Linked DNA regions of Homo sapiens: region 2 is linked to region 1. Evidence: chromatin loops called from intact Hi-C (ENCODE). Cell type or tissue: heart left ventricle. All regions are shown on one strand. Each heading gives the region's core, and the rest is flanking DNA. Links, peaks and the distances in the headings are about the cores only. Region 1 has its middle 24 kb from the start of CHCHD6. Region 2 has its middle 11 kb from the start of PLXNA1.

What was found. Peaks named below come from ENCODE experiments on the same cell type or tissue, not always from the same donor. Only the 100,000 strongest peaks of a DNase experiment are listed, where the experiment ranks them.
Region 2: a loop joins it to region 1, with 2.4 times the contacts of the local background. A loop is called at or near these places in 68 of 110 quality-filtered maps.

Annotation. Positions count from the first base shown.
Region 1 is chr3:126,674,300-126,686,316 of GRCh38, reverse strand. No RefSeq gene overlaps it. Among named protein-coding and RNA genes, the nearest start is that of CHCHD6, 24 kb to the left of the region's middle. RefSeq lists enhancers at 7,221-7,320, 6,836-7,442. In heart left ventricle, for the core only: a CTCF peak has its summit at 6,901 (motif pointing left); a DNase peak (open chromatin) is centred at 6,896.
Region 2 is chr3:126,966,238-126,978,254 of GRCh38, reverse strand. No RefSeq gene overlaps it. Among named protein-coding and RNA genes, the nearest start is that of PLXNA1, 11 kb to the left of the region's middle. In heart left ventricle, for the core only: no CTCF peak of the experiment used is centred there; DNase peaks (open chromatin) are centred at 5,084 and 6,134; H3K27me3 peaks cover 300 bases.

The DNA of each region.
Region 1 (12,017 bases), core at 2,141-10,140:
TGCTCCTGGTGAGGGCTCGGGCTGGTTCCACTTTTATTTATTTATTTATTTATTTATTTATTTATTTATTTATTTTTATTTTTTGAGACGGAGTCTTATTCTGTCGCCAGGTTGGAGTGCAGTAGTGTGATCTCGGCTCACTTCAACCTCTGCCTCCCAAGTTCAAGCCATTCTCCTGCCTCAGCCTCCCAAGTAGCTGGGACTATGGGCATGAGCCACCACGCCCAGCTATTTTTTTTTTTTTTTGGTATTTTTTAGTAGAGACGGGATTTCACCATGTTAGCCAGGATGGTCTCGATCTCTTGAATTTGTCATCTGCCCACCTCGGTTTCCCAAAGTGCTGGGATTACAGACATGAGCCACTGCGCCCAGCCTGCTTCCACTTTTAAAGGAAGGTGAAGGGGAGCTAGCATGTGCAGAGACCACAAGGTGAGAAAGGAAGCAAGAAAGAGTGGGGGAGGCTCTTTTTAACAACCGGCTCTCAAGGGAACTCTCAGGAACTAGTAGAGTGAGAATTCATGCACCCTTCCCCAGGGAGGACATTATTCATGAGGAATCCACCCCCATGACCCAAATGCCTCCCATTAAGCCCCACATCAAACATTTGGAATCAGATTTCAACATAAGATTTAGAGGGCCAAACATCCAACTATAACATTCCTTCCCTGGTCCCCCAAACCTCATGTCCTTCTCACATTGCCAAATACAATAATCTCTTCTTAACAGTTCCCAAAAGTCTTAACTTGTTCCAGCACCAACTCAAAAGTCCGAGATCCAAAGTCTCATTTTAGACTCAAGGCAAGTTCCTTACAGCTGTGAGCCTGTAAAATCAAAAACAAGTTATTTGCTTCCAAGATACAATGGCGATACAGGCATTGGGTAAACATTCTCAATTCCAAAACGGAGAAATTGGCCAAAAGAGAGGGGTAACAGGCCCCACACAAGTCTGAAACTCAGCAGGGCAGACATTCAGTCTTAAAGCTCCAGAATGATCTCCCTTGCCTCCATGTCTCACATTCTGGGCATACTGGTGTGAAGGGTGGGCTCCTAAGGCCTTGGGCAGCCATGTGAGCTATGCCCAGCAAAGCCACAGGGGTGGGGAGTTGAATGCCTGTGGCTTTTCCAGGCTGGGGTTGCATTCTCCCGGTGGCTCTACCATTCTGCTCTCTGGAGGATGGTGGCCCTGCTCCCACAGCTCCACCAGGCAGTGCCCCGTAGAGACTCTGTGCAGGGGTTCCAACCCCACATTTCCACTGGGCACTGCCTAAACAGAGTCTCTCTGTGGGGGCTCCACCCCTGTGACAGGCATCTGCCTGGGCACTCAGGCTTTCTGGTGCATCCTCTGAAATCTAGGTCAAAGGTGCCAAGCCTCCACCACTTTTGCCTTCTGGGCACCTGACACTTAACACCACATGAAGGCCATAGAGACTTATGGCTTGTGCCCTCTTCTGTGCAAAAAGGGCTCTGCCTTCATGTAGCTCTCTCTCTCTCTCAGAACAAAGGAAATGTTTTCTGGAAGCCACCAACAATCTTCTGGAGTGGCATTGGGCAGTTGTGGGTCACACACACACCCATAGACCAGGCCCTGGCAGAGGGCACAGAAGGGCTGTCTGCTTTAGACCATGGCAACTTGTTCCCTGGGCTGGACGCACTGCCATGGCAACTTGTTCCCTGGGCTGGACGCACTGCCTCACAAAACCAGCCCTGCCCACACCTTTATCCAAGCCCCTCCAAGTACCCCATTTGAGCAGCCATCTGTTTCCTGACAGGACCAGGCTGTGACAGGGTTGCTGCGTGTGCAGTGTGAGTATGCTGCATCTGTGTCAGGGCGTATGTGTGTGCAGTGCATCAATGTGAATAAAGCATGTGCGTGTGTGTGTGTGTGAGAGTGTGAATTGCAGAAAGGGAGAGAGTGAGTCCAGACAACGAAGCTACTTGGTCCATTGTTCCCAGTCCCCATGCTCTGTTCCCACCTGCTCTCCCTCCATCCAGGAAATTCCTCGTGTGAACAAAGCCTCCAGATGGAATGAATCAGCTGAAAAGCATAAGTGGCTCAAGCAGAAAGTCAGGATCAGCCTCCTTGGCCCCAGTTTCCCTTTTTTTTTTTTTTTTTTTTTTTTTTTTTTTTTTTTTTTGCTTTTCAGAGTTTTAAGCTTCAGCTTTAGCCCTGGTTTTAACCATTCAGCCAAGTGGATGTCTGCTCAGCCGGCCAAACAGCCCCAGCAGCTTCCCCTGGGGCTGTGCCACAGGAAGGTGGTCCCTTATCACAGCTCTCCTGAGCGGAGCTGGCTGGAGTGGGAGAGGCAGAGGACATGGATGCCCAAGGATAGCAGGGTAAAAAGAGAACATTTGGCGCAGCAAAGCCAAATGGGCCACAGAACTCTCAGCGAGGGGGGCTGAGGTTGCTCAGAGCAGAGCTTGTTCAGCCTGCATCCCATTTCCTCTCACTAGTCTTCCTACACACACGCACACACACACCCAGACACCTGCACACACACACACACCCAGACACCTGCACACACACACACACCTGCACGCAGAGCTGTGATCTGAAAGGCAGCCCAGACTCAGGTGGAGGCTGGGCTTCCTGATTTGTCTCAAACAAAGGCTTGTGCCTGCTCCCAGGAGCTGTCTGCTTGGAGCCCTGGGGCTCTGCAGCATGCTCAGAGCCAGTCCAGGCGTGGGCAACCACAGCCAGGCAAGAGCTCACAGCCTGAGCTCTGGAGCAGCCCAGAGCACTGTCAGAACTCACAGGGGCTGGGAACGGCAGGGGCTGAGGCCGGACGAGCCATTGGTCCTGCTTAGAGCAGAGAGGGCATCAAGGAAAGCTTGTGAGATACATACATACATACATATATATATACATACACACATATGTAACATATATATAATATATATATTTTAATCTCTGCATTCCTCAGTTTCACCATCTGTAAAATCGGGATAATAATGGTACCTGCTTATAGGATTGACATGGGATTGTATGAATTAATACATGTAATGGATTTAGAATAATACCTGGCAAAGAGGAAATGAAACCAAGGGGTTAATTTGATCGGGGCTGCCTGGCCCGCTTGCTTTTGGCCACTCACTCACTTTTTGTTATTTTTTTTTTCATTTTTCCATGAAGCTAAAGTCTGTGGTAGCCGAAGGCCTCACCACTGAATGCTGAAACTTAACCTTCACTGGCTACTTTATAGATAACATTCATCGGTCACCAAGGTCATAGTCACTTCCATTGTTTTTCAGGAACTTGGGGCAGCTCCTGTCCAGTTCAAACCAGTTGAGACCACTGACCCTTCAACTGGGCCTGCACAAGTGCCTGAGAGGTGGCTTTTTGACATCGGAGAGCCAAAACCTACCCCCTCAGGTCATGCTACCACTGCTGTTTTCTGTACACATGTCCTATGAAATACCATGAACCCCGACTGCACTTGTGCAGAATGAATGTGTTGCTTCATTTCCCCACTGCCAATCACCTTTTCCCCCAAGCCTTAGAGAACCCCGCTCCCCTAACCTGTAAATACCCCTAAGCCTTATCTTCCAGCAGGAGGATTTGAGGGCTGTTCTCCCACCTCCTCACTTGGCGCCCTTGAGGGAAATAACTCTCTTCTCTTTTGCAAAATTTGTCACAGTGATTGATTTACTGCAAGCGTGCAGAATGAGCCTGGACCCGGCCAGCCACAGAAACACTCAAGTATCAATGGTTATTATTATGATATACAGCATTCCAAGGAACCTGGCACGTTGGATATTTCCATCTTACACATGAGGAAACTGAGGCTCAGACAGGGCATGTGACTTGCCTGAGGTCATGCAGCTAGAAGGAGGCAGAGTCAAGATTTGAAACCAGGTCCACATGGCTCAGAAGATGAAGATTTCTCCAGGACCCCGCATGGCCTGGTCATGCCTCATGGAGCATTGCCAGCTGGGCCCTTGGGTGTGGGACGTGGAGCTGGAATGGAGGCAGCCTGGTTAGTGGCCGGCCTGACCATAGCAATCAGGGCCTGAGGCCCAGGAAGGGGTATGGGCATGGGGAGGGAGAAGAGTCTCCTCCTTGGGGAGGCTTGGCACCCTGCTAGCCCAGGTCCTGAGCCCAGATGGGGAAACTGTCTGGGCACCTGGCCTGGGAAGAGCCCCCTGGGGGAGTCACTCACACACCTGCCCCCAGCTCCCAGCCCTGCAGGGGTGGCTTCAACCCAGAGCTGCTAGAATGTGAAGTTACAAGAACAGTACCCTGCCTCCTCACCACAAGACTCTGATAGTTTAAGTTTTATGAGTTCATTAAATGTGTGCACAAACTTTTAAGGAAATAACATTACACTATAATGAGAGCTATAAATTGGCACTCTTCCTCTGAGTTTTCAGTGGTCATTCTAGTTGCCTACTTGGCCAAATGGCGCAGATTGTTGAGGAAAGACCTCTGTATACCCTATGCACTTTGAGCAGTTGTTGGTGTGGCTGACCAAGGTGAGGAGCAAGGAGAGGGTCACCTCCTCTGTATTCAAGGTCACTATCAGAATCCTGCATCAGAACAGGGACCACCCCACTTGGCGGCTGGGGGACTTTTACCATCCCTCCTGTAACCTCTGTCAGCCCCACTAAACAATACCCTTTAGGTAGAAACCTTGTGTTTGCATTGCAAATAGAGCTAGAAGACTGGGTCCCCCAAAGTCCCCAAATCCCCCACAAACCACCATGGGGCTGGCACAATTTTGTGCCTGTTTGCATCTGTGTCTGGCCAGTGTCCCCTCCAAAAAAAAACTTAGCTATGGATTCCTGAAATTAAAATCCACATGCTATGCATGTCAGAGCCTGGAATGCAAAAGGAAAGGTCAGCGTTTGCTGAGAGAGAGGGTGACCTGCAGAGATGCTGCAGCATAAGTGGTCCCTGGAGGACCAGGGGCCCAAGGGGGCTGAGGAAGAGTATCAGAAGAGATGGCAACATAGCGAACCACTGTCTCTATTGTTTTTTAAAAAAAGGTATTAAATGCTTGATTGCCAAATTAGGAAAAACAATCTCAATAGATGTGCTGATAAATTGACTGAATATAGCTGAAAATGAAATTGACAATCTGAAGATTATAACAGAAGAATTATCCCAGAGCATGGCTGGATGATTTCAACTCTATGACATTCTGGGAAAGGCAAAACTATGGGGACAGAAAAAAAGATCAGTGGTTGCCATTGAGAGACTGAGTGTGGATACACTGGGTTGGCCTACAAGTCTTGGTGGGATGGGCAACAACTTCCAGCCCTAGCCGTACTCCTGCAGGCTGGGTCTTGGAACCTCACTTGTTGGACTCCCAAGTCTTCCTTGTTCTGCTTTTCATAAGAAAAGCCTTGTGTCTTTTGCTTCCCTGTGTCTTGGATAAGTGTGGGATAATCCAGGATTCACAGACTTTGTAAATGAAGAAAACTCCAGATCTTCCTCCAAGCCCAGGCTTGATATCTTTGCGGCTTAGAATTTCAGTCCTGTGTGTGACATAAACATCTTGTCTGCCAGACCTAAGAAATTCATCCACACTCCCTGGCTGCTGAATTTTCTTTCCTGAGCCTATAGATGTTCTTCGTCATAAGTTGACAAAAGAGGTGCTCTGAGCCTGTGTGATAGGTTTTCCAGGCTTGCTGCCCGTTACTGTCATCTGCCAATTCATGAAGCAGTTGTATGCACCTATCCTGTGGGCGAATTTTATTTAGCCACTAATTATTGTATTCATTAAAAAGGAAGGAAGACAGGCAGGAAGAAGCACACTCAGATCTCCTCTCGGAAAATTCTCAGCTGCTCCACACATCACGTTTGAAGGATGAGAAGCACAAATAATGCTGTGAGATAAATAAATGTATAATTGAAACCACATGAAGTGGAATAATCAAGTTACTCAGCTCCCAGTGACTCCTAGTTTCTGATCTGTCTCCAGATATCAGAACTTGCAGAAACCGGTTGCACCTCCAATAACTACTACTCTGCAGCTTTTACCAGCAGACAATACCTTTGCCGTGGAGGAATAAAATGCATTCTTATAGGTTACGTGGTTTCTGCAAGTGAATAGTAACCAAATCTGAGAGGCCAATGTGCCGGCCCCAGTTTTATGGGACCTTGATGGAGTTCCTGGGAGGAGAAGGAAAGAAGCTGTGGGCTGCCGAGGGCCCCATGCTGCCCCTGCTTCCCTCCTGCAGGCATCCTTCTCACCTTCCTGCCCTCTCTCACTCCATCCCATCTCCCTCCAGTGCCTCTCCCCACTTCCAGTTCTGCATCCCTCCTGCCCACTCACTAACATGAGGGCTCCCCCAGGTCACAGCTTCCCTGGGCCTTAGTTTCTGTAAAATAGGGATAATTAAGGTAGAGAATCTACAGAGAATCAGAGGCAGATGTGAGGCTTCAATGAGTTCCAGCTGCAAAGCGCTTAGCTTTGTTAGTTTCTATGGTTCCCTTTTAGGAGGATGCCTTCGGAGCCTCTCACACTTCCGAAGCCTCACCCTGCCTTCGGCCCATGGTGAGTTTTAGTCGTGCCCCCAGGACATTCCTTAAGAGCAGCGTTGGGTTCTCCTGTCCCTCTTCATCCCTGCATCCACAGCAGGCATTTCTGCCCGGCTTTATAGTTCATAGAGTGTGTTCTTATTCATTGCCTTGTAATCTGTGTCATCCTCCTTATTTTAAGAGGAAATCAAGACCTGGAGGTGGAGGCACCGAGCTGGAACACAGCTCCCCTGGGAACCACTCTGGGCAGGACTGGCCGGCCCTGGAGGTGCTGGGTCCCTGTGGGTGGCCGACTGACAGTGCCTGGGAGGCACGTGCCCCGTCCCCGTCGCCTGCGCGGGTCAGTGGGCAGCCCAGGCCAGATCCTCTGAAAGGAGACCTCGCATTGTCTGTTTCCCAAGAAGCCGCAGTGCCACCTCGCGGCCGCCTTCAGAAGTGCATGCTGCGATCTGGCGCTCTGAGAAGCCCTGTGGGGAGGTACCTGCGTCCAGCCCAAGGGGCTGCCTGCCTGGCCCGCGAGGAAGAGCGCGTTCCTGCCGGGCCCACGCAGCTGAAAGTGGAAATGGGTTCTGTAGAATGTTTCGGCGTGCACCGAATTCGCGCAAGAATCCTCTACTGATGCCAGGCCCTGTGCCCAGGGATGGGGTGGGGGCGGTGCAGAGAAAGGACCGTGGGGTGGTGCAGAGAAAGGACCGTGGGGTCGTAGAGAGGAGTGCCAGAGGCCTTAGCTCTAAGGGGTGCGGGAATCGGAGAGGCAGAGGCCAACCAGAGGACCTCTTCGTGAGGCCAGCTGTCATGAGTGCTAGGATCCGAGCAAAGGGCCGAGTCCAGCTGCGCACACAGAGGGGCCCATCTCCTGCCACATGGTTTCCTTTCGTCCTCCCGCTTGCTCCGATTAACAGGCATCCTGCATCTTGGGCGTACAAGCTTCCCGGCCGCGCAAGTTGTTCAAGAACCCCAGAGGCAGGTGTTTCCGGGAGGCTCTAAGCCGACAGCTCTTTGAATGCCTGGCTGCTCACAGGGCCTGAGCCTCTGCCACACCCTGTTTAAGAACCCGAGGCTGCACGGCTGCTCAGGCCACCCCCAGCCAGACTCTGTCCTTCTCTTGCAGAGAGGTACACTCTGGGGCCTGGCCACCCTTCCCGCCGGGGGCCTCTCTGAGAGCCTCTGGCTCCAATAAAAGAAGGGAACAGAGTCCCAAATCCCTTTTTTCTGGCAGGCTCTTGGCCGTTGGGTGAATTTGCCACCCCCTTCTCCCTGACGTTGTGTATTAAGGATTCTTTGGAAGGGCAGACATTTCCAAGTCAGAGAAAGCGAGGGTCAATCTGCACCCTTTCTCAAAAAAAGCAGTGACGGCCTGCCTTGCATTTATACAATTTAAGGAGATTCCAGAGATAATAAGGCGAGTCTGTTCCAAGGTGACTTAAGGTCTCCATTTGCAGCCAAGGGAGCAGCTGGCATAATTCTAAGTTTCCGCCTGAGCAGGCACTTCCATTACCCTCAGAACCTCCATGCTTGGTTTCTGGAAAGATCAACTTCAGCAAAGAAGCGGGCGCGGGTGGGGAGCTAGCTCTTCCTTCCCTTGACAGCCTCAGTTGGAGACCTCGGCTGCCACCACGTGCCACAGTGGGAGAGTTTCCCGTCCAATGCTCTGCTCCAGCGATGTACTGGATTCCAGCCTGGGACCACCCAGAGACTTCGTTATATGTGGAATATAGGGAAATGAACACGGCAATGTCTGCACCACACAGAAGGTCTAGATTTCTCATCTGGAAAATGGTCCATTTCTGCCCGGGTCACAGAGGAAAAAAAGATCTGGCTGGGTGCAGTGGCTCATGCTTATAATCCTAGTGCTTTGGGAGGCTGAGACAGAAGGATGGCTTAAGGCCAGGGGTTCTAGACCAGTCTAGGCAACATAGTGAGACCCTGTCTCTACAAAAAAAGAATCAGACAGTTGCAGTAGCATGTACCTGTAGTTCTAGCTACTTGGAAGGCTGAGGTGGGAAGATTGCTTGAGCCCAGGAGTTTGAGGCACCAACGAGCTGTGATTGCATCACTGCACTCCAGGCTGGACAACAGAGTGAGACTCTGTCTTGAACAAAAATAAAGGAAAGAAAAGAAAAGAGATCCCACGTGGTAAGAGAAGTAACTTTTTGCTACCTTTAAAAAATCCTTATTTTCCGTCCCCATGGTAGGTTGTTTACAACAGTGGCCATGGTTTTGCAGCCCTCCTTGCATATGTGTCCTCAGCCCGGTGACTGTGCAGTAACTCCTGAGAAGATGCAGAGTGCATTTCTCAGCCCTTGGATCTGAGCTGGCCTGTGACTCACTTTGGTGCACAGAATGTGGCAGAAGTAAGGGGATTCAGGTTCTGAGGCTAGGCTGTAACAGCCATTGCATGCTTCCTCTTCCTTTCAGATCTCTGGGCTAGCCTGCTAGCCACTCAGAAAGATACCACTCAGCAGCAGCGGAGCCATCCCAGATGCTGATGTGTAGCTGATACCCAAGTGAGCCCTGCTGAGTCCGGCTCAGATGATCAGAAGCATCCTGCCAGCCCACAGACTCATGAGCAGTACTACACGGTTGTTATTTGAACCTACTGAGCCTTGGGGTGTTTTGTCACACAGCAACAGCTAACTGGTACCCCTGCTCACCTCCTTTCTTCTGCTTCTTCCTTCATTCTTCTGTTCCTGGACCTGATCAAGGTCATCCATCTGGGTAGTTACATGTCTGTGGGTTATTTCTCCACCATCTGCCCTTGGGGGCTGGGTGTTGGGAAGGCAGCCTGCTGGAAAGTCACCCTTGCAGACCCTGGAAATAAGCTGAGGATAGGCTCTGCTGGGCAAACTCCCCCCACCAAGGAGGAGAGGCTGCTCTATAGTCTCTGGTTTGTTCCTGGACAATTCGCTCCTTCTCTTTGGATCAGTCACTCTCTAACTGCTATTTGGCTGTCACCCAAGGACTGCTACTCCTTATCCTTCTGGGATGGACTCACTTTCTTCTTGGAGCCCTTCCTCAAGGTGCATCCCCTTTTTGGTGGAGAGAAACCCCAAATAATTTCTCAAAATGTGTGCAAGGTCAACCTTGAGTCCTTTCAGATCTGAAAAGATCTATTTGCCTTTAAACATTGGCTTGTCCTAGATGTATAGGTTCAAAATTCCTTTCCCCCAGAAATTTGGAGACAGTCCTCACTTTCTTCTGGCAGCCTGAGTACCTGATGAGGCAGCTGATGCCAAAATGTCCCTTCCCTGCATCCACCTATTTTGGAAGCTTGTAGGATATTTCCACTATTCTTGATATTCTGGAATTTTGTGCTGATGTCCCATGGGCCTTTTTTTATTCATTATGCTGGGCATTTGAGTTCCCTTCAAACTGAAGACCCAGGTGCTTCAGTTCTGGGAAATTGTCTTCTATTATTATATTATTATTTTACTATTTATGCCCCTTTCTCTCTGTCCTCTATTTTTGAGTCTATTAGGCATTTCAACCTCATGGATTGATTTTCTTGGTTTCTTATATTTTCTCTCATTTTTTAAAACCTTTTTACCTAATTGTCCCATACTGTGGGAAATTTTATTATACATATAGAGATAGATATATATGCACATGTGTGTATACAAATAAATGTGTATATGTATTTTTTTCAAATATTACTATAATATTACAAGTAACAGAAAAATGCAACATAAGATGCTTAAATATGTATATACATACACACACACACACACACACACACACATATACACACACACATTTTGACAATAATACTTCAAATTTACAAGAGTTATTTTCTGGCTTTGTAATTGCTTCTTCTCCATAGCATCCTATTCTTGTTTTATGTATTCAATATCTTCTTTTTTCACAGCTTCAAGATACAATTCACATACCATACAATTCACCCATTGAAAGTGTACAACTCAATGGCTTTTAGCATATTCGCAGAAAGGTGCATCAATCACCACAATCAATTTTAGAACATTTATATTACTCAAAATGATGAACTCTATAACCCCTTGCCATCACTTCCCATTCTCCCCCTCCCTATTTTCTCACCCCTCCAACACCGCCAGCCCAAGGCAACCATGAATCTGCTTCTGTTGCAATATGTTCTTGGCTTTATCATCTGATTTCTTGTACCTGTCTTCAATTAATCAAGAACTTCTAAGACATAAAAGGTGACTAACTAGGCCATATCCTATCCTAAGAGATATATATAGAAGAAAAAGACAAATTTACATTGAGAAGCATAGAAAAAGATAGGTATGCAAATACCAACAAAAGAAAGTAGATTTGGCCATGGTAGTATTTAGAAAAAAATAAAATTTAAGGACTAAAGTGTTAATTAACTAGGACAAAGAATAATATTTTATGAAAAAATATAATTCATTAAGACATTGTGAGTCATGAATTTTTCTTCACCTAATATTAGAACCTTGAAATATATTTATTTGTTAAGATGCTTTGGTTGCAAGTAACAGAAAAATGCAACTCAAGCTGGCTTACATAATTAAGGGAATTCAATGGACCACAAAAGTCCAAAGATAGAGCAGCTGTCAGGTGAGTCTGATCCAGTGGCTGAATGACATTCCCAGAGACCCGGTTTCCTTATTTTTCTCATGCTTGCTTTCAGGCAGGGCATTAATTTCATCTTCTGCAGTCTCTCCTCATGATCAGAGGATGGCTGATGAAGCAACTGGAGTCAAACATTTCCCTATTAGCATGTAGTCTGAGAGATATCTCTCATTTCAATCAATAAAAAACAATTCCTGGGCTAAATCTTCATGGACAAAATTAGGTCATATGACCATGGCTGAACTAATCAATGTGGCCAGCCAAGGGGATGAGAGGGACTGGTTGACTTAGATTTGGCTTATGTACAAAATTTTGAAATAAATTGGAATAAAGGGGAGAAATTCTTCAATTATCCAAGATTATGATAGCTCATTGTGGTGTGAAAAGACTCAATAATATCCCAAACACTTGGAAATGATGTAATATAGAAGAGGTGGAACAAATTCTGAGGAAGCCAACCACATTGTCCAAAACATATATGAGTAAATAGATTGAACAATTAACAAATCTGTAACCATAGTGGTAGATTTTTAACACACCCCTCTTAGAAATTGACATATAAAGGAAACAAGAAATAAGTACGGGCTCTGCAATGTAAATGACACAATTTCAAGCTTCTACTTTGTATGCAACATGTTGAAAATGCACATTCTTTTCAAACAGTTAAGAAGCATTGGCAGAAAATGATAATTGCTGTTAAACTGTGAAGAAGATCTTAATAATTTATAAATAGAAATCAGAGAATCCATGTTTTTGGTCTATACGATAATAAATTTGAAAATTCCCAATAAAGTGTAGCATCAACAGTGACAAAAAAAACTATCCCTTTAAAATATTTAAACATACCTCCTAAATAACTGTTGCATTAAAGAGAAAATTAAAACCAATCTAATTTTTAAAAACTGATTTTCAATTTTTGATTAAAAATTGAAAACTATTTAGAAATAAATGACAATGATAGCCA
Region 2 (12,017 bases), core at 1,358-9,357, 290 kb before region 1:
TCCTTCCCGTGCACACATGCCAACCTCCCTGTCCCTTGGCACACAGGTTCATCTTCCCCCTATGTCTGTGGCACTTACACCCATTCTCCCACCTGGGAGACCCTGGGTGGCCCTCCTCCCTCTGACTTCCCGTGTCACCACTTTATTGTCACTGTTCCCTCCCTTGTCCTCCCTGCTTATGGTGTCAGGGCCTTGTGCACTTTGTTGTCACCCTGCCTGCGGCCTGGCATGGAACAGATGCCCCCTGTGCCGGGTCGTGAGTGTGGAGCACTGTGGTCATCTCAGCTCATCCCCACATGCCCCTGTGGGGTCAAACTGTGAGCCTAGGCCCACAGGGAGCCGCTGACAGTGGACGTAGGGGCAAGATGGAATCACTGTTGCATTCTAGGAGGCCCACTTTGGCCACTGGGTGGAGAGGACATTGGGAGCTAGCATGGATGTGGGGAGACTGCTGACTATTGCAGAAGCCTGAAAAGAGGTGATGCCTATGGTTGGTGTTCACGGACTCATCCTCCAACTCTGAGGGTTTTGCCTGATTATCCTCCCTACACAGGAGGAGAAGGGCTCAGCCCAGCTGCAGGCATGCCAAAGAGAAGGCTCACCCAGCACCATTCTCTGCCCACCCCTGCTGCTGGTTGCAAGTGACAGAAACCCAACTGGACGTAGGCTCCAAGAGGCATCTATTGGCTCAAATGAGCAGCAGCTCAGACCTACAGGATCTTGGGCACAGCAGGGTTCTGCTGGCCACTGGCTTGGTTCATGCCCACACAGCCCTTCTGCTCCTGGTGGCCTTGGCAGCTCCAAGCTTTTCTTTCCTCATAGGTCCAGGAAAGTTCCCAGAATGAAGCCTCAGTGAACCAGATTGGATCGTGTAGCCCCCTTGAACCCATCACTGTGGCCCTATAGTTGGCTGAGATCAGGGACCTCTCCAGAGTGAGTAGGTGGAACTGGGGAAGTGGTTACCCCAAAGAAAATCCAGGTGCAGTTTTCAAACAAGTGGGCCTGGATGCAGGACAGGTCAAACCCACCAGGAGCCACTGCAGCCCCGATCTGCACCTCCACAGCCAGCACAGCCCACCCGCTGTCCACCTTCCGCCACATCCAGCTGGGACCAAATGCTCAGCACGCACAAGGCAGGAATCCACGTGCTTATCCGCTGAGCTCCTCTATGAGGTGGGCAGACTGCTGTCACCCATCTACACATGTGGACACAGCAGCAAGTCAGGGGCTGTTCTGACCAAGGCCACAGCCAGGTGGTGGTGGGGCCCAGTTTCCAGAGCAAGTGGTGTGGCTCCCCTGTGGGCGCTGCAACCCATGTTCTGCCATGTGGCACAGTGGGTAGTGTGGAGATGCCTGCGCTCAGGACCCTGTGGGGCCAACAGGCCACCCTACAGCCATGTCTCCCTGGTACCCAGTGCTCTTTGCACACTGTACTCTTGCTCCAAAGACACCTCCACATCAGGCCTTTCCTCATGCTGTGCTCCTGGCCAAGAGGGTCCCCACCTGGCCCTTTCCTCTTTATTTTTATTTTTATTTTTTTTTAATTTTGTAGAGATGGGGTCTACCTATCTTGGCCAGGCTGGTCTCAAACTCTTGGACTCAAGTGATCCTCCTGCCTCAGCCTCCCAAAGTGCTGGGATTAAGGCGTAAGCCACTGTGTCCAGCCACCATTCATTTTTCAAGGCCCAAGCTCCTTCTCCCCTCCTCCAGGAAGCCTCTCTGCAGCCCCCACCCCACCCCAGGAGCCCTCCTTGGCTTCCTTTCCCTTTGACCACTCTGGGCGTAGGTCTGTCACCACCCCACTCCCGGTCTGGAGACAAAACCAGGTCAATGTCAATACTTTATTGCACAAAAGACAGAGTAGCAGAGTCCCTCCCCCTGCCCCCCACCTGCCCACACACATGCAAGCAATCCCTGGAGACTGGGGGGACTTGGCACTGCCTCCTCCTGGGGCTGCAAACTCAGATGACTTCAGGGGCCAAGTAGTTGATGGAGGTAAATAGTGAGATGGGCCAAATGCCGGAGCAGGCCAGGGCTGCAGCAGCAGTAATCGGTGGAATGCATGCACATGTTATTGGGAGAGTGTGGAGTGAACAAGACCTTTCAAAAGTGTGAAGATCCCAGCCAGCAGGCCTCCAGTTTGCAGTCCGTGGCTCAGTCCAGCTCCTACCACTCCCAGAATGCTGCTTGTCATCCTGGGGGTCACAGTCAGGTCACCAAAGATGTTCCCAAGTATGGGAGCCCTCTCCAGGGCCATAGCCTCTGGAAAAGCCATCCCTGGCACCCTCTTTTTAAGGCCTAGCAGCCCTTGCCCCCACTGCCCTGCCAAGAAGCAGGGCAGCAAGAGATCAGCCTCCTGCTTCCCTGGAGATGAGGGAAGCAACCCAAGTTTTCTCATTGTGCTAAAAACACCTGGGTTAAAGTGGGGATGCTGGGTTTCCCTCCCCCATTCCTGATGTAATGGGGCAGCACCCCTCTCTGTCTACCATATGGGGTCAGGAGAGGCCAGCTGTGAAACAGAAGATTGAAATGTAATCCAGAGTCTCAACATACAATACCCCAAACTTTCAAGATCCAATAAGAAAATCACCTGTCATAGCAAGAACCAGAGAAATGTCAGTTGTACCAGAAAATACAATCAGCATACACCAATACTGGTATATGTTGAACAGGAAGGAATATCAGGATTACCTGATGAGGCTTTTAAAGCAGCCATCCTAAAGGTGCTTTGATGAGCAATTATGAACATGCTTGAAACAAATGAAAATAAAGAATGTTTCAGCAAGGAAATAGAAGTTATAAAGAGAACCAAATGGACACTTTAGAATTTTTTAAAAACATACAATAATCAGAATAAAAACTTAATCGATAACTCCAAAGCAGAACAGAGGGGACAAAGGAAAGATGCAGTGAACCTGGAGATAGAGCAATATAAACCACCCAGTCTGAAACAGAGAGAAAATAGACTAGGGGTGGGAGAAAAGAGTTCTCTGAGAGATAACAAAAGATCTAATATTCATGTCATCTAATTGCCAGGAGGAGAAGAGAAAGAGGACAAAGCCGAAAAAATATTGAAGAAGCAATCTCCTAAACTTGGCAAAAGACATAAATGTAAGGATTTAAGAAGCTGAATGAACTCCAAACGTTATAAACCCAAGGAAATCCACACCAAGACATATCACAGTCAGACTTCCAAAAACTAAACAACAACAAACCCCAATTTTGAAAGCAGCCACGTAACCACCTTCCAAAAAACATGGATGTCTCATCAGAAAGCATGGAGGCAAGAAATAAGTGGAACGTTTTTAAGTGCCATAAGAAAAGAGCTGTCAACCATAAATTCTATACCCAGTGAAACTATCCCTCAGGAATGAGGAGGAATCAAGACCTTCTCAGGTGAAGGGAAAAGTAAGTTTGTTGCCAGCAAACCTACTGTGAAAGGAGGGCCAAAGGAAGTTCTTCTCATGGAAAGAAAGTGATAAGGAAGGAATCTTGAGACATCAGGAAGAAAGTACAATGGAAAGAGCAAAACTATGGGTAAATACAATGGACCCCTTCTCTGAAGGTTTCTAAGTTACATTTGGTGGTTGAAGCAAAAATTATAGCATTGTCGAATGTCTCAATGTATGTAGAAAAAATATTTAGGATAATTATATTATAAATGGAAGGGGAAAAGGGACACAAAGAGAGGGAAGCTTTCTACATGTCACTCGAAATGGTAAAATGTTGATGGCAGTAGACTGTGATAAGTACATATGTATAATGCAGTATGGCAGCCACTAGAAATCTATACAAAGATATACACTAAAAACACTGTACAAAAACCAAAATAGATGCTTAAATATGTCCAAGTAACACTCAGCAAGGCAAAAAAAAGAAAATAGAGAAACACCACCACCAACAAACACAGGAACAAACAAAGCAAAAAATAAAACAGCAGACTGAAGTTATGTCAGTAATTACAGAAAATGTAAATGGCATAATTCCATTTATATAACATTTTTGAAATAACAAAATCATAGAGATGGAGAGGAGATTGGCGGCTGCCAGGAGCTGGGGTAGGGGGGTGATTGTCACTGTGAAAGGGAGTACCAGGGGGTCTCCATGGAGAGGGAACAGCTCTGTATCCTGGTTACAGGGACAGAAACATGGATCTCCATGTGTGATAAAGTGACACAGGGCTTGACACCCTTGTCACACCAGTGCCAATGTCCCTTTTCTGATGTGTGGTGGTTATGTAGAATGTGACCATTGGGGGAAACTGGGTGAAGGGTACACAGGCTTCTCTCTCTATTATCTTTCCAACTTCCTGTGAATCTGTAATTGTTACAGATTATCATTATTTCAATATAAAAAGTTAAAAAAAATACCTTTGCTGTTGCTCTTACACCAGCACCAACTCCACTGCTGGCGTTTCCTCTTGGGCAGAACCAGTGCCCTGTGCACCCCCATAGAGCTCACAGGCCAGCAGGCCTCTGGGGGCCATACCCAGCAGAGGCCATCACAGCAATCCTGGGCTGGGCTGCCTGGTCCCAGCTCCCAGAGCCATCTCTTCCTTCTCCAGGCCTCAGAGCTCATATCACCTCTTCAGAGGAGCCCCGATTGATTCCCTGATGGAAAATGCATCCCAGTCCCATTTAACCAACTGATAGTCTCTGGTCCATTCAGCTGTTTATTATTCCGGCCCCACAAATAGCAGCTCTGCAAGCCAGGGAGCCCATCTTCTCAGGGGCACAGAGCCTGGTGCCAGGCAGAGCATCCATCAGGGGCTGTGGGGGTGCAGTTGCTATCAGTTGCTGCAGCATCACAAGTCGCCCTAAAATGTAGTGGCTTCAGCCAGTAGCTGCTCTTCTCTCTTATGGTCTCTGCAGGGAATTCAGAGAGGACAGTGGGAAAGGCTGGTCTCTGTCCCAGTGTCCGAGGCCTCAGCTGGGACTTGCACAGGCTGCAGCTCCTCACCCACCTGTCTGGCAAGACTCCCCTGGGGCGGGGCTCTTTGGCAGCTCTGTCTAGCTCTGTGGGGCCTTTCCACAGCCTCTCCAGCATGGTGGCTTCAGGGCAGCCGACCTTCTTATGTGTCCATGCACAGCTCCCATCCAGGGGGGCAGGGAGAGGAAGTACAGAGGAGGAGAAGCGGGGGTTTGGGGCTCAGAAGCCTGGAGGGCACCACCGCTGGGCTACGCTGCATCAGGCAGATTGGTGACAAGCCCCATGGCTCTCCAGGGAACAGAGCACAGCCCCCTCTTCTGGCAGGGGTGACAGGCCCACTGTGCATTGCAAAGCCCTGCAGGACGGATGTGCAGGGGAGGCAGTCTTTGGAAAACACAATCTGCCACCTGACCAGCAGCAGGCTGCCTCCAGGGGCCTGAGCTGCTAGCCTTGGATTCCAGCCCCAGCCATGGAGAGCCTGCTGGGAGCCCCCTACCCACCCCCAGCCCCATGCATGCCTCTTTGCAGCAGCCTGCACTATTGATGGGTTGGTGCATGGGTGGGAGTGGAGCTGGAAAGGGAGGGTGGGAGTTTGGGGATCTCTTCTAACCGCCATGCCATACTCTGCCTCAGCCCTATGGAGCAACCCTGGCCCAGCGGGGAATGCCACCATGGCAGCTGGGGGCTCATCTGAAGGAGCACAGGGTTTGAAGGCAGCAACATGGGGTCCCCTCCCGACACCATCCCTCAGTGCCTTTTCGGGACCACACCACAAATCACGTGGCCCTGGGGTCTCTGTGAGGACCAGAGCAAAGAAATTTGAAGGGCCGGCCCTATGCCAGGTTCCCCAAGGCATCTTGACCACCGGGTGGGTGGGGAGGGGCCACGACTGCCCCCTTTACATGGATGAGGAAACCAAGGCATGAAGAAGTGACAGGCCCCAGGGGCATACTTGGCAACTGCTCTGGACAGCCACAGACGGAGCCACAGAGGCCCCCGGAGGAAGCAGAGAGTCGCCCTCCCCCTGCCAGCCTCTCTTCCTACCCTACCCCCACCCTCCATCACGGGGGTGCTTTGTGCTTTCCCCGGTTCACCACGAGCTTTGCACATGATGCTTGTTCTGCTCCTCTGTTCTGGAGACAGAGGGAACAACTTATTTCCCCTGAGGTCACCCTGCTGACCTTCCTCCAGCCCCCGCACAGGCTCCTCCTCTTCTGGGAAGCCTGCCTTGAAGCACCCGCCCACCCGGCCTGGGTTGGGAGCAGCTGCAGCTCACCACAGGGCATCACCCCTTGTCCTGGGCCTGCGTCAGAAGCAGAGGTGTCCCGAGGCCCTGGTGTTGCCAGCATGGTCTGCATTCCACAGAAAATGCGCAGGCAGAACCAGCCCAGCTCTCCTGTGCCCTCAGAAGCCCAGGCCAACCGAGTTGCCCACCCTTCCTGGGCACGTGGTGTGCCAGGTACCAGCCCCAGGGACGCAGGCCCACTGAGGAGGGGGCAGCAGGGCAGCGAAGGGAGGAGCTGGACCTGAACACACAGCACCTAGCTCCAAGCCCCATGGCCTGGAGACCCCATCCAGATGGCAGAGCTTTTTGGGCTCAAGGAATAAACACCAAAATGTTTAAAATATTTAAACATTTAAACATTTAACAGCCAAAGCTAGGTGCAGTGGCATGCGACTGCAGTCCCAGCTACTTGGGAGGCTGAGGGGGGAGGATCACTTGAATTCAGGAGGTTGACTCCAGCCTGGACAACACAGTGTGACTCCATCTTTAAAAACTGAAAAATATGTATATGTTTAACAGCCAGTCAGAGTAGACACCGGACATAAACCATGGGCAGGACAGCACCGGAGGAAGCTGGCTGAAACCCGGCTTTGCTTCATCCCAAGGGACATTCATCAATGTGCTTCCCTGTCTGGCTTCAGGCAGGGCTGAATCCGGGGACTCCCATAATGTCACCAGGCATCTATTTCTTGGTTTCACCTTCCTCTGTGTGCATTCCCAGGTGTGGTGTCCCTACCTGACCCTTTGCTGCAGCCACTAGGAGGAAAATACAAGAGACTTTCCCCAACCTGGAACAGATGCTAGCAGTCTCCCCAACTTACAGCTGCACTCACCTCTCAACTTCACACTATAAGGTGGGGATGGTGTGGGGACAATTGCTCTGATATCACAGCCACCGCCGCCCCAAGTACACTTTACCCTTTGAGTTGTCTGGCCTTTTTTTTTTTTTAAGATGTTTTAATTATTAAAATATATGCTCGTTGTAAAAAAAAAATCCAAGAAATGCATAAAAGGATACAATGAAGTCGGCCTCCCTCCAGCACCTGCCCCCAGCTCACCAGAGCAAAAACTGATATGGGTGTCTCCTGTGTCCATGAAGAGACGTATACACTGTGTCCAACGTGCAGATACAGAGGGACATCCTGCCTCTCTGCAAAAAAACATACAAACTAAGAGCTGCTTTTAGATAGATCTCTCTCTCCTCCCTTCTTTCCTTCCTTTTTCCTTTCCCTTCTCCCTCTCTCCTTCTTATTTCCTTCACATACAATGCAGTCCCCAATCCTTAGGCACACAGCTCAATGAATGCATCTTTACACTTCTACACAAATACATGTGTAATCTCCACAAAACAAAGGTTCCTTCTGACCCCACCCCTCGCCCCCCAGAGAACCCCTATCCAGACTCCTTCACCATAGGTTAGTTTTGCCTATCTTTGAACTTCATATAAACAGACCCATCCAGTACCATGGCAGACATACTCCAGGTCTCCCATGAGTCAGATCTCTATAATCCCCCCCACCTTAAGTGTGTGACTTGCTTCCAAGCAATAGATTGGGCAAATGTGAAGGCATGTCCCTCTCATGATTATGTTACACATACAAGGGATCTCTTTGCTGGCAATGGAGAGTCTGTGAGCAAGTCTCCAGGCAGGGGACGACTGGTGGCCTCTAGCTGAGCTGATAGCAAAAAGACAGCCCATCGATCCTCCAGCAAGATAATGAATTCTGCCAATATCCAGGTGAGCTTGAATGAGGAGCCTGAGCTGCAGAGAGGAACCCAGGCTAGCCACATCTGGAGGGCAGTCTTGGACCTCGCTGCACCACACCAGAGCTCTGACCCACGGAAAGCAGGGGACAGACATATATTGCTGCAAGTGACTGTTTGTGGTCATTAGTTAGGAGGCAGCAGAAAGCTAATACAACCGTGAATTTTTCTGTATCTGCCTCTGTCTCTCACCGCGAGGTGTCTGAGAGATCCATCCATGTTGCTACAGGGAGCTCGAGTGTGTTCTTTTTCGTGATGCTGTAGTATTTCATCGTGTGAATAAACTACAACTTAACCATTCTACTTTCCATGGGCACTTGGGTTATTTTAACCTTGTGGCTGTGATGAGTAAGGCTCTATGAACATTCTTGTGCGTACTATTTAGAGGACATACATATTCATTCTCTTGGGTATTAACTCAGGAGTAAGATTGCTGCATCGCAGTGTAGGCGAATGTTTAACTTTGTAAGGAACTGGCAAGCCATTTTCCGAAGCAACTGTCATCCTTTCATACTCCTCACAGCAGCAGTGAGCCCCCGGGGGTTGCTCCTTCTCACTGACGCTGGGTATTGCCTGTCCTTTCACCTCAGCCATTGCTTGGATGTAGAAGCACTTCCTGGTGGTTTCAGTTTGCATCTCCCTGGTTAGTCGTGATGATGTGGAATAGTTTTTTTCTTATGCTTACTGGTCTCCCTGGAGGATTTTCTAATATTACTTTGTTAGTGCTAGGGTTTTTTTTTTTTTTTATCTGACCTTTAACCCTGAGCTGGAAGTTCAGGGAAAGAGAAATTCACCTTGTAAGGTGAGCATTGCTGGAGACTCTCACGGAGACACACGGGGTGCCTCACCTCATCTTGGCCTGGTGAGCCCCTCAGCAGAGGACCTTGCTAAGCTACACCAGAGCTTGGACCCATGGAAAGCTGGGAACAAAACAATGGGGACAGAAAGAGCTGGGCTGGAAGGAGAAAGCCCAGGTCCCAGTAACTGTGGTTAAGCCTCTAGATGCAGCTGGCCTGAAGCTCACTCCTGGACTTTTGAAGCCCACACATTCTTTGCGGTAGTCAGTTTCAGCGAGGGTTCTGTCACGTGTGCGGGAGGGGGTGACCGACACCGAGCCTCTGTCCAGCAAGCTGACATTTGGAGGCCCCCCAAGCTCTGCAGCATGGGAAAGGGTAGAGGGGATCTCTGCCTTCCAGGCACTCCCCCATCCCACCCACTGCTAGTCTGCACCCCACTTCATTACTGAGTGTGTTTTGAGGCTGAATAACCATGTAATTGGCTCGTCCATTTCATAGTCAAACTTCGGCAAATATGTTTTTCATAATTAGTTGATGTTTATTTAACGGGAATAACCAGCCCATTAAATTTAATGAGGCAGGTTATCACATATGAGGGGGAAGTGTTTTTCCTTATAGAGAACCCGGTTTGGGCGGTGCTGGTCCCAGGGCCAGGGCAATGAGGTGGCTCGCCTGTGTGTGGGTGTCTCTCCTGGGAGAGGAGGCGTGCAGGGAACCGCAGCCCCTGTCCCAGCCTGCTTCGGGCTGTCCCATCCCCTCTGCTTTTTCTGCATTGTGTACCACCCTATAGAACCTGTTTTTGATCTAGTCTGTCTCCCCCACTGATCTCTAAGCTCAGAGGACAGGGCTTTTCCCTCGTGTTGCTCATGCTCCATCTTCAGTAGATGAAACACAAAGGGTGAATAAACAACGGAGACCCCTCTTGCGGCTGCCACTCCCATGGCTTTATGGGCCTCCCTCTGGCACACAGTCGCCTCCTGCCTTGTCCCTCCTCCCCCTTCTCCTCCTCCGCAGGGTTTATGCCCTTGCCTCTCTCTGCTTGGCAGGCAGGGAAAGCAAAATACTCAAGGAGATCCAGGCTTGGCCTGGGGGCTGAACAGCTGGGCCCAGGTAGCACCCACTGAAGACCCCAGATGTGTCGGAAGAGCGGACCCCGGCCTGGCCACGACCCGACAGGCCCAGACTGTGGAAGACCATGTCCAACATCTACATTCAGGAGGCTTCTAGCCTGGGGGTAATAAACAAAATTCAGATTAACTTAGAAAAACAGAAAATACAGTCAATTATAAAACAAAAACCAAAACATCCATAATCCTATCCCCAGAGAAAAGCGCGATAACATTTTAATGTCTAATGCTGTTGACCTTTTTCTCTGGGCATCTATATATTTTTACATATGCATAGGTAAGATTTTTTTCATTTAAAGAATGGGTTTGTACAGTGCATGCTACTTCTTTAAATGGAGTGGAGAAAGTGCCACGTGAATACACTCAGTATCCCTATTCTTAGAGGCTTTAGAGCTGTCTTATGGAGGTACCACATTTTATTTCATCCCCTATTGTTGGGCATTTAGGTTGTTTCCAATATTTTGACACTATTATAAACACTAGTGGCACACACTTGTAGTCCCAGCTACTTGGAAGGATGAGACAAGAGGATCGCTTAAGCCCATGGGGTCAAGGCTGCAGAGAGCTAGGATCGAGCCACTGCACTCCAGCCTGGATGACAGAGTGAGATACTGTCTCTAAACAACAAAAGAACCCCCACCCCCTGAAAAAAGCATGAACAAAGCAGCTCCTTCACCTGGCTAGCACCAGCTCAGCCCTCTAACTTCGCATCACCTGGGCCAGGGGTTCTCAACTCCCGGGCTGTGGACCAGTACCAGTCCCTGATCTGTTAGGAACGGGGGCGGTGGGCGGCGAGCATTCCCTGAGCTCCGCCTCCTGTCAGATCAGAGGCAGCATCAGATTCTCATAGGAGTGCAAACCCTATTGTAAACTGCACATGCGAGGGATCTAGGTTGCATACTCCTTATGAGAATCTAGCTCATGCCCAGTGACCTGAGGGAAAACGGTTTCATTCTGAAACCATTCCCCACTGCCTCGACCCCATCCATGCAAAATTTGTCTTCTACAAAACTGGCCTCTTGTGCCAGAAAGGCTGGGGACCACTGACCTAGGCCAAGCCCTAAGGCCCTGAGCTTGGGGGCCTCACCACAATTGATGGCAAATGTCACCTTTCCTGCTAGATCCTAAGCCCATGAGGAAATGGACTGGTATCATTACTGCTTGGAGGGCACCTGGGATAGAATGGGGAGAGCGTAATGTTAGTTCTCTGTGTCCCTTGAGCAGCTGACTCAGAGATAAACCTGCAGGGCAGTTCTCAGGAGGTACCGGGGTCCACACCCATGTGGTGAGGGAGGGGGCAGTGGGCAGAGGGTGGGCTGGGCTAGCTCCTGAGTTGGGATCCGCTTCCAAGTCACTCCCAGTGAAGACACCCTTTATACCCCACCCCATCACCAGGCAAGGGATGAAGCCCCTGGCCCCCAGGGCGTACTGTTGGTGAAGTGGCTCTCAGCAGCCAAGGCCTTCCTGGGGGGCAGACTTGCCCTGCCTGTGTTCCCAACTCCATGAGCGTTCAGCTCCCTAAGGGGACGGTGCCTATGCCTGTCCCCACTTTACACATGAGAAAACAGACTTAGATGTTCAGGAGTGGCTCAAGGCTTGGATGCTCCGGCTCCAGGGTGGGCGCTCCAGGGCTATGTGTGAACAAAGGGAGGAGGCAGTGAGCAGACATCAGGACGAGCGCCCAGGACACAGGACCTGCACACATGCTTCCTTCCTTAGGATTCGTTCTTAGAACTAGAATTGCTATGCAAACGGTGTGCACATTCCCAAATCTCCAGTGATGATTCCGGATTGGGCTATTGCTTTTTCCATTCTGCCAGTTTGGCTTCCTGTATTTTGAAGCTCTGTGTTAGGTGCACGCATGTTTTATTTCGGGGTTCTAAGTCTTCCTGTGAGCTGTCCCTTCTGTTATTCAAAATGCCCCCCCTTTGTTGCCTATAATGCTTCCTGTCTCAGTCTGCTCAGTCTGATACTAATACAACCATTTCAGCTTTCTTACAGTTTGCAGGACTATCTTTTTCTATTCCTTTCTTGTCAATCAACTTGTGCTCTCATAATTAAGGTGATGTCTCTTGTAAATAGCAAACAGAGGAATGTTGTGGGGTTTGTTTTGCT